Regions from separate parts of the Homo sapiens genome. Here region 1 is linked to region 2. The links are chromatin contacts, found by Hi-C or POLR2A ChIA-PET in ENCODE. All regions are on one chromosome and are shown on one strand. Each heading gives the region's core, a stretch centred on a gene start or an enhancer-like site at or near the end of the contact. The rest is flanking DNA. Distances are from core to core; before and after follow the strand shown.

Region 1 (4,366 bases), core at 1,527-4,026, 36 kb before region 2:
AATAGCTGTTTGCTCCCCTACAGCCATCACGGGTGAGGGATTTGGGGCGCCTCTGGAACTCCCATATCCTCAGGGGATCCAACAGCAAACCAGGATAGGGGCCTGTCTCCTCCTTATCAGCTAGTTTACACTTCTGGAGATCCTTTCTCCCAGGTCAGGGGCAGGGACTTGCTAAGAGCAAGAGGCTGACCCATGGGATTGGGGAGGTAACAGAGAAAGCACCCCCAAAAGCAGGCTGCAGGTAGGCGGGAAGAAACACACATCTTGGGTCATTAGGAATGGTGAGCCAGGGAGACAGAGATGTTTCAGAAAGACTGTCTTGAAAAGGGAGAGAAAGTGACATAAATTATGACTTAATGCCCCCCATAAATCCTGATGTGCTATTCCAGTGTCCTGGCTGCAGGCATAAATGCTGGGCCCATGACAGATAGATGGATAGTGTGCTTGAAGTGACGGAGCATCTCTCCCATCTCTCAGATAATGCTGGCCTGTTCTATGCTCAGGATCCATAACAAAGACATGTCCTATAATGAAAGATGGTCCGCAGATGGCAAGACCAACCTGTCTCCATTGCTTTTTCCATGGCAAGGAAGGACCACACGATCAGCCTCAGAGCCAGAGGAGCCCGTGGTCCAGCTCCTGGTGGAAGGACAGTACATGGAGCACAGGTCTCCTTGCCCATTGCACGCGTCTTGCCACCTCTTGGCCGTGGTGGGGGAAGGGTGCAGAATGACATTGATCCCTCGCCATCAGCATAGCAGAAGGGCATCCTTTATTCCAATCTGGCTTCATTTTCTGTGGCTTGGGGAGGTGGGGTTTAGGACAGCTGTTCCACAGACCCAAGAGTCGGGGGAAGCCTAAGCCCTTGGCCATTCAGATCTGGGACTGACCTCCTGCTGATGGTTCTGTCCACTTGGGGACAGTAAGTCATCCCCGGGCACAAGCTCTTCTCATAGAGAAATGTTTGACCCCAGAGTGGCCTTGGATCTGCTGGGATCACCCAAGGATCTATTTTCCAGCCCAACCTTAGTTCTATCCTAAAGTTCAGAAAATTCTTCCTGAATACTCTTTCTCACCTCTACATATTTACTTGTGCATTAAACCCACCCAAGATGCATGCTCCTCTTTAATCTTTTAAGCTACTCTTCTTCATCCTGCAAAGGCTAGGCTCAAACTCTGCCTCCTCTAAGAATCCTGCACTGACTTCTCCAGCCTGCACCAAATTCTTCCTTCCCTCAGCTCCTATGCCCTTACCATGTGAGCCACACATCATCTTGAATGAATACCTAAGTATTTCCTTCATATCTGACTGCTTCGTATATTTTAATTCATACAAAAACTGTAAACTTCTTAAAGTATTGCTTTAAGCATCACAGTGAGCCTCTGCCCTGCTATTGTTTAGCACAGAGCAGGTGCTTAACAAATGGGGAGTGAATGACCGCCTTGAATGGGAGCCTGAGTTTCTTCTTTCCCGCCAATCTGGGAGCTCGCTGAATATAAAGAAGCCACTTTCTTGGCCCACCCATTGCCTGTCATGGGGAACTGGCACAGGATATTGAAAGAATGGGGGCTGATAAAGCTGGCCAGTGCAATCCATCATGGTGAAGCTAAACTGGCTCTCTCCATTGTGGTTGGCAAAGCAAGGCTGCCCCGGATGTCGGTGCTGAGCTCCCTGATTCTTGCATGAATCTTGCCACAGATCCCAGCCATCCTACCCCCTGTGAGGGTCTACACAGGCTCTCCTGTGGGCCCTTGGTTTCCCTCCATCAGGGCCTTGCAGAACCTGGGGTCAGGCTGCCTGGCTGCTGCTTCTGTGGATTCAGGGAGTGGCCACCATGCCCCCTCACTCCTGGTGCAACTCTTCGTGAGGAGGTCTCGAAGGGACACTTTCTTCTCCTTCAGTGCTGCTGCCTCTGTGATACCCACCTGCATGGTGCCTGGCTGACTCCTACTCTCCCAGCTCTGGCCAGCAGGAAGCTGTCTGGGGCTTGCTACACATTGAGCCCACTTCCCTTTGTTCTCTTCCCAAATGCCACCCACCTCCACCTGTGCAGCCTTCTCATTTGGTAATGGAGCTATTTCACATTCCCACAGATCTTGGCAAGGTCAGGTTGCCCAGGTTCCTGTGTCCAAGTCTGCGCAGGAGGGATATATATGTCCTTGGGAAAAGGAGAAGATGTCTCACTTATGCCAATGTTTAACCACCCTCCTCTCCAGGAAGTTCATCCTGTATCTGACCTAGCTCTTTCAGTGCGGCAAAAGCCCAGTTTGCTCAGTGTCCTCCACAGAGCTTGGCTCCTGTCCTCAAGCTCATTCCCTCGCCTCCTCTTTGCCAGATGTGTGGCCAGGACAGGGTCATCCTGTGACCTCACTTTAAATCCCAGAGCCTGGGGAATGGCTTTTATCATCCCCGCCAGTTAGTTCCATCTGTCTTAATTACATTTTCAATTTTGTCACTTACCATCACTTCATATTTCCTTCAGCAGCTGAGCATGCCCACGAGGACCTGGGGGGGTCCCTGCCCTTCCAGGCCACTCAGTGGTTCCCGGCTCCATCACTCAGGACTGGAAAATTGCTGGCTCCTGCCCTGGGGCTGTCTGTAGAGCAGGCTGAATAAATCGCCACCCCGATCCTCTGCCCCAACTAGACAGCGTTGGCTGTGGCCCAAGGCTCTGATCCGGGACTTCCCTGCTGCCAACTCCTCCAGCCGGCTGTCGGCCTGCCTGTCCACTGCCTGCCCATGGGTTTCAGGGTGACCTGGGGCTTGTCTCCAAAACACTGCAGGAAGCTGTGAGTCCACCAGGCTGCCCTGTGCTGGGCACCTGCTCAACTGGCTTCTCGCCTGGCTCTAGCCCTTTCTGAAGTTGCATGAGAATTCAGGCAGCTCGTTTTCCTCCTCTGTGTCTGTATATCCTCTTCTACCAAAGTGTCAGAAGGTCTAAACCACAAGTTTTGGGGAAGAGTAAAGAGGGCCCCCGGAAGTGAAATGAAGGTTAACTATGATATAAGGGAATAAATCACACTTATAATAGCCTTTCATTTTGGTTTATTACCAAGGGAACTAATGAAATTGAATTCATCCACTGTGTTAAACACTCTTTCCCCATGAAAAGTGAATCCTTCAGCCTGGGCCACATAGTGAGACCCATCACTACAAAAAATTTTTAAAAATCAGCTGGGCATGGTGGCACATGCCTGTGGTCCCAGCTACTCAGGAGGCTGAGGAGGGAGGATTGCTTGCACCTTGGGAAGTGGAGGCTGCAGTGAGTCATGATCATGCTACTGTACTCCAGCCTGGGTGACAAAGTGAAATACTGTCTCAAAAAAAAAAAAAAAAAAAACAGACTCCGGTACTAGACTGAACCATGGTTCTGGCACAGACAAAGCTGTGGCCACAGGTTGGTCCCTGTGGCTGTCTAATCTCTGATCCTTCCCTGGACCACTCTCTCATCCTGAACAGTCTAAACCTTGGTCATAAATTGAAACTCGGCCCTGACCCTGGCCAGTTTGGGTCTATCCCCACATCCTAATCACTTACTTCTCACAGAAATGGGTGAAGAGAGAATAGCTGGTTGGGTGCATCCCTAGCCCTGTGCCTGTCATGGGTTCATAGGACGGCCCTTGTTCCCCAGGTCACAGGCCTACTTGAGGCCCCCTGTATGAAGGGTGAATAGTGTTTCTTCCTGGGGAGGAGCTGCAAGGCAGACGAGACAGGGGGCAAGGCAGAATCAGGCACCACTTCATGACCTTGAGGCCATTCCTTGAATGTGTCTGTCCCCATCTTTGTCCTCAGAGTCTTGTAGATACAGCTGAGAACTGTCTCAGAGTCACGGGCCTCTCCCTCTGGAGCAATGCTGAACCTCTCCTTTCCTCCCCATCTCCCAGGCCATCCTTCTGGTCTCTATCCTGCCCCAGCTTAAGAGTCTGCTCCCGGGGTTAACCGCAGGCACCCTGCCACCCTCCTCCTGGCCTTTCACAGCCTTGACCAGGAGAGGCCAAGGTTGGAGGCAGGGTGGGGCAGCTCCCTGGCTGATACAGCTCTGGAGAGAGAAGAGAAAAATGGCCTCCACTGGAGAGCTTTTCTCCTCTCCATCTCCAGCAATGCCTCCTCCAGGAAGGCTTCCAACACCCCTGTATCCTCTGAGCTCTCTCCAGCTTCCCTCAGCATAGACTCAATGGCTCTCATTTGGCAACAGCTACACACAGCCCTGAATATTGCTTTGTCTGCCAATGAGTTTTTATTGCTGCACTCCTGATGGGCAGGTTCAATTGAAACTACAGTAACATCAACACGATGCACGCTAGAGTATTAACACTTCTCAGACCTCATTTTACACTTAATAGCGGTGTGACAGGACATGGGCTC
Region 2 (4,207 bases), core at 851-3,350:
TTCCCAGCGAAGCTTCCTTCAGCAGATGAGCTAAGGGAACACGGCAGGCCTATTGGAGGAGGGAACCGCCAGAAAATAAACCCTGAGCCTGGCTATTATTACTTTTTGTTGTTGTTAATTTATCCCCTGCTTGGCTTCTGATAGGCTCCAAGATGACTAAATAAACCCAGGAATCAACTCCCCACCCTCCCAAACTCAATCTTCAGCAAGGGAGAGCTCAGTCTGCGGCATAAATTAGCGGAAGCCAGAGTGTAAAAATATGATTCTGTGAACAAACAAAAGCCTCCAGTCATGAGACCAGCAGTGGCTGAGCTGTTCCCACTGCCGTCAGCTCTGTTTCCAAGCAATTAGAAGGCAGAGGGAGAAGAGCCCGGCAGACCCCCCCAGTGGAGCTGGGAGGGAGGGAGGGGGACAGGGGGCAGCCCTCCAGCGCCCTGCTGCAGCCCTCCAGATGCTTGGAGCTGGTGCTGGGGCTTGCCTGGTAGGCAGGAGAACTGTCTGTCTGGCCCCAGGCTGCTGGGGGACCCCCTCGCCAACCCCCAAGCATGATTTTTGCCTCTTGGCCTCAGTCTCTTCATCTTTAAAATGAGCATAATAACTCCTGGTGGCTTTTCCACCAATCTGTCATGAGGATTAGACAAAATAAAAGGTTGTAAAAGGTTTGAGGAAAAGCAGAGGGAGGTGAGGGGTGATTGCTGGAACTTGCGGCAAGTCGAGGGGCTGCCAGGAGAAGGGGTCCCACTGGAGAACTAGCTTCCTGCTTGAAATCTCCACCCACACCCATTCTGCAGATGTCAAAAGTGAGGCTCAAGAAGGTTGGGCTTGGCCTCAGTTGACTCTCCAGAAATGGAGCCTGCCAGACACAGAAGTCAGTGGCTTCCCCACTCCACCTTGGAGTCAGAGTGCCTTTGGCAAACTGGAACCAGATAACTGAGGCTAGTGTGAGCTGTGGGCTGAGCTGGTGGGCGAGTGTGTTGGTGACCTATGCCTGGCTCATCTGGGCTGAGCTTGGTGACAGACATGGGGCAGTCCACAGCCTGGCACCCGCCAGCATGGTTTAGACTAAAACTACCCTCCATCAGTTCTCTGGCCTCTTATAGGAAGAAATTCTGATCCCAAGAGGGCCCATGTGAGCAAGCCCCTTGATAGGCATTGAGGACCCTGGAATGGCAAGAGACAGTCCCTGTACCCAAAGGGTTTGCAGTCTGCTGCTGGGGACAGGCTCTTGGGCCACCTTCAGGATCGGCCTTGGATGGACAGTGCTTCCCCTGCCTGCAATGCCAAACTGGGGATTCCAGACATGAAAGGGCACAGAGCCAACATTTACTGTGCCCTGATGCGGAGCCTGGTGCTCATCCTGCACCATCCATCCGGTCCGCTCCATGGAGCCGCCTCTCTGTGCCAGGTATGTGGCAGGGAGCAATGCACAGGCACCCCTGCCCTCCTGGAGTGAGGGCGGACAGGCACTGAACAAAACGAAGCATAAGATGTGAGATGGTGCTAAGTGATGTGGAGAAAAAGAAAGCAGGAAAGAAGGTATGGTTTGAAACCCGACCATAATCCTCAAAATACCCCTGGTTTAATCCTCAAAATGCCCCTCATCTGCCAGTTGAGGAAAGTGAGACTCAGAAAGGTTAAGTAGGTTGGTTGCCCAAGGTCATACAGTAGGAACAGAGGCACTAAGATTTGAACCTGAATGTTCTGATAGGGGAGCTCTTTATTCAAATACCAGGCAACCATCACTCCAAATGACCCTGGAGCAGACAAAAATCAATCAGAAATCAATCTAGAGGGTCCAGCAAAGAAGCTAACAGATCAAGGAGTTCCATTTACCCTGGGCAATCAGGAAGGCTTCATGAAGGAGGCAGCAGCACTTGAGGCTGGTCGGGGAGAGCTCCCTGCCACCTCCATCAGAGGCTTCACTGGGCCTGGTGAAGGGTGCTGGTGCAGGCTGGGGCTGCCTCCTATTTCCCTGCCGGCCACCTTCTCTCAGCCAACCCCTTGCCTTCCAGAGCCAACTTGGCTTAGAAATCAAGCAGGGACAAGAAGTTCCCTTCCTGTGCCAGGCCTGCAGCCAGTCCGAGGCTTTGGCCTCTCCTGCTTGCCTACAGATGGCAGAGAAACCTCCAGCCCCGAGTTCTGGGCATCAGCCTGTTGGCCCAGCAGAAAGGCTGCTGGGGGAAGTTTGGCTGAAAAAATGTAGAGTGAAAGAATTGATTTTTTTTAATCTACACAGTCGTAAACATAAACTGGAAGATACATCTCTTCCTTTATGGGAGACAATCAAAAACACAATACGAGTTTATGGAGGGAATGTGTCTTTCTTATACAGGATATTTTCCCCAAAACACTTGGCAGCCTGAAACCACTCCATTCCAGAGACAAGTAATCAAGTGGAAAGAGAAGGGAGGGAGCGGGATCCCAGGGCTTTATGAGCCAGAGGCCCTACTCTGTTAATGACAAAAAAAAAAGGGTGGCTTTGCTCCTCATTTCCCCTGCCCTGGAGACCCAGGGCCTTGTGAGATGAGCCCAGAGACCCACATTCAACCTTTGGCAGCCAAGAGCCAAGGCTGGGCCATAATCCCATGCTGGATTTTCAGTGCAGCACCTCTGGGCATGTCGGGGCTAGGCCCTGTGCTGGAGCTGAGCACACGGATGGATAGCACTTGATTCTTGCCCTTGAGGAACCAGCCAGCCAGCAGGAAGGGGAGAGATTTACGGAACTGATGCTGACGGTAGGCAAAATGAATCAGGAGTGTGTAGACGTCTTTTTCTTCCCCTTCCCCTAAATCTTTACTTCTCTCTTGACCTGACTCCGGGACTCCCAGCCAGACACCCACCAGTAACTGCTCGATAAAACTTGCCCACTGGGTCATTGAAGCAGGGCCTTCCATGGTGGCAGCAGGGCCTAAGATGTGGTTGCCCGGAACCAAATGTTCCTAACTCTCTGCCGCAGAAGACACTTCCAGCCCAGCCACACTCTGGGATAGGCAGTTCTGTGCAAGTTCAGCATCCGCTTCAAGCACTTGAGGCCAGGGATTCCACTTTCTTCCTGGAGTCCAGAGGAGCCATCACCTCCCTGGAGAAGCCCCCCAACCAATGGGTGATGGTGGCCAATATATAACCCGCCCCCCTGACTTCCGTCCTTTAGGCCTTCAGTCCTGGGAGATACCAGGGGAGTAGAGCCCTGCCCTCCACAGCGGCTTCTCTGTTAATGCTCCTTTATATCAGCTTTTCCTCCTTCCCTGTCTCACTACCCAGCTACCCTCTTCCTGAAATCTCCCAATACACTTCCTGTACCCAAGTCCTGGCCCCAGGCTTTAGGTTCAAGGGAGCCCAATCTAAGAAAGCACCCCACCACTTCCATACTCCCCAACAGACAAGATCTCTGGCCTGCCTAGCACCTCTGGAATGTGCTCAAGATAGGTATATTCTCATGGCAAAGGAGAGAGCCCAGCCTCAGTTGGAGGAGACGGGGAGAGGACAGTGGGCCTTCTCCTCCTGGAAGCCATCCCTCCCTCCTTTCCAACTTCAGCACAGATGCCAGGCTCTGGAGCCCAGCGAATGAGGCAGGGCCCAGCTCCACAACCACCTATGTGACCTGGGCAAGTCACTTAATCTCTCAGAGCCCCATTTTTCTCATCTGTAAAACGAAGATGATGACACCCATGCTGAATAGCTGTGAGAACTGGATGAGGTCATGTCTGGGAGTGGATGCACAATCCAAACAGAAACGCATGAACCACTATTTGTATGAATTTCATCTCCCTAGACAGACTGCCAATTCCTTGAAGGCGAGGCCCTTCTTTATTTTTTCCTGTCTCCCCCACAGCTCCAGCATGGAGCTAGGTACCTAGCTCTCATTGAAAACTCCCTGGATGGAGCGGGGATTGGCCCTGAGCCCTGGGCTCCACTCAGACTGGCAAAGCTCTGCATGGCCAGATGATGAGGGCCATTCTGAGCGTGCCTTGGACTGCACAGAGCTGGCCTGGCCCTATGCCTGGTGCCAGTGAGAGGACAAGTTGCCCTCCCAAGTTGGGAACGGACGGTGGGCAGGCCAGAACCTGGAAGAAGTGGTGCTAGCTGACGCAGCCATCCTACCGTCCTGAAAAATCCAGGATGACAGTGTTGGGGGCTTTCATCAGCCCCAAGCTCTTTTTGAGTAAAGGGAAAAAATTGGCTTCCACTCCAAGCCCAACTGCATCCG

The links. Hi-C counts contacts between places; a loop is a spot of excess contacts on that map. ChIA-PET counts read pairs that join two places held with the same protein, here RNA polymerase II (POLR2A). Pooled maps may share reads with other maps.
Region 1: a loop to region 2 is called in a map of heart right ventricle, with 2.6 times the contacts of the local background. The contact joins two enhancer-like sites. A Hi-C loop is called at or near these places in 6 of 168 maps with a recorded cell type or tissue (IMR-90, Right ventricle myocardium inferior, endothelial cell of hepatic sinusoid and 3 more) and 5 of 50 pooled maps. POLR2A ChIA-PET finds 5 or more read pairs at or near these places in 2 of 52 experiments (AG04449 and activated naive CD4-positive, alpha-beta T cell).

What each region holds. Positions count from the first base shown.
Region 1 is chr15:73,837,306-73,841,671 of GRCh38, reverse strand. No RefSeq gene overlaps it. Among named protein-coding and RNA genes, the nearest start is that of TBC1D21, 34 kb to the left of the region's middle. Within about 2 kb of position 2,776, at least 2 of the 41 ENCODE cell types and tissues checked have a DNase peak (open chromatin) inside an H3K27ac peak, as active enhancers do; they include heart right ventricle, where a contact is called at or near this core.
Region 2 is chr15:73,800,769-73,804,975 of GRCh38, reverse strand. No RefSeq gene overlaps it. Among named protein-coding and RNA genes, the nearest start is that of INSYN1-AS1, 35 kb to the right of the region's middle. Within about 2 kb of position 2,100, at least 10 of the 41 ENCODE cell types and tissues checked have a DNase peak (open chromatin) inside an H3K27ac peak, as active enhancers do; they include heart right ventricle, where a contact is called at or near this core.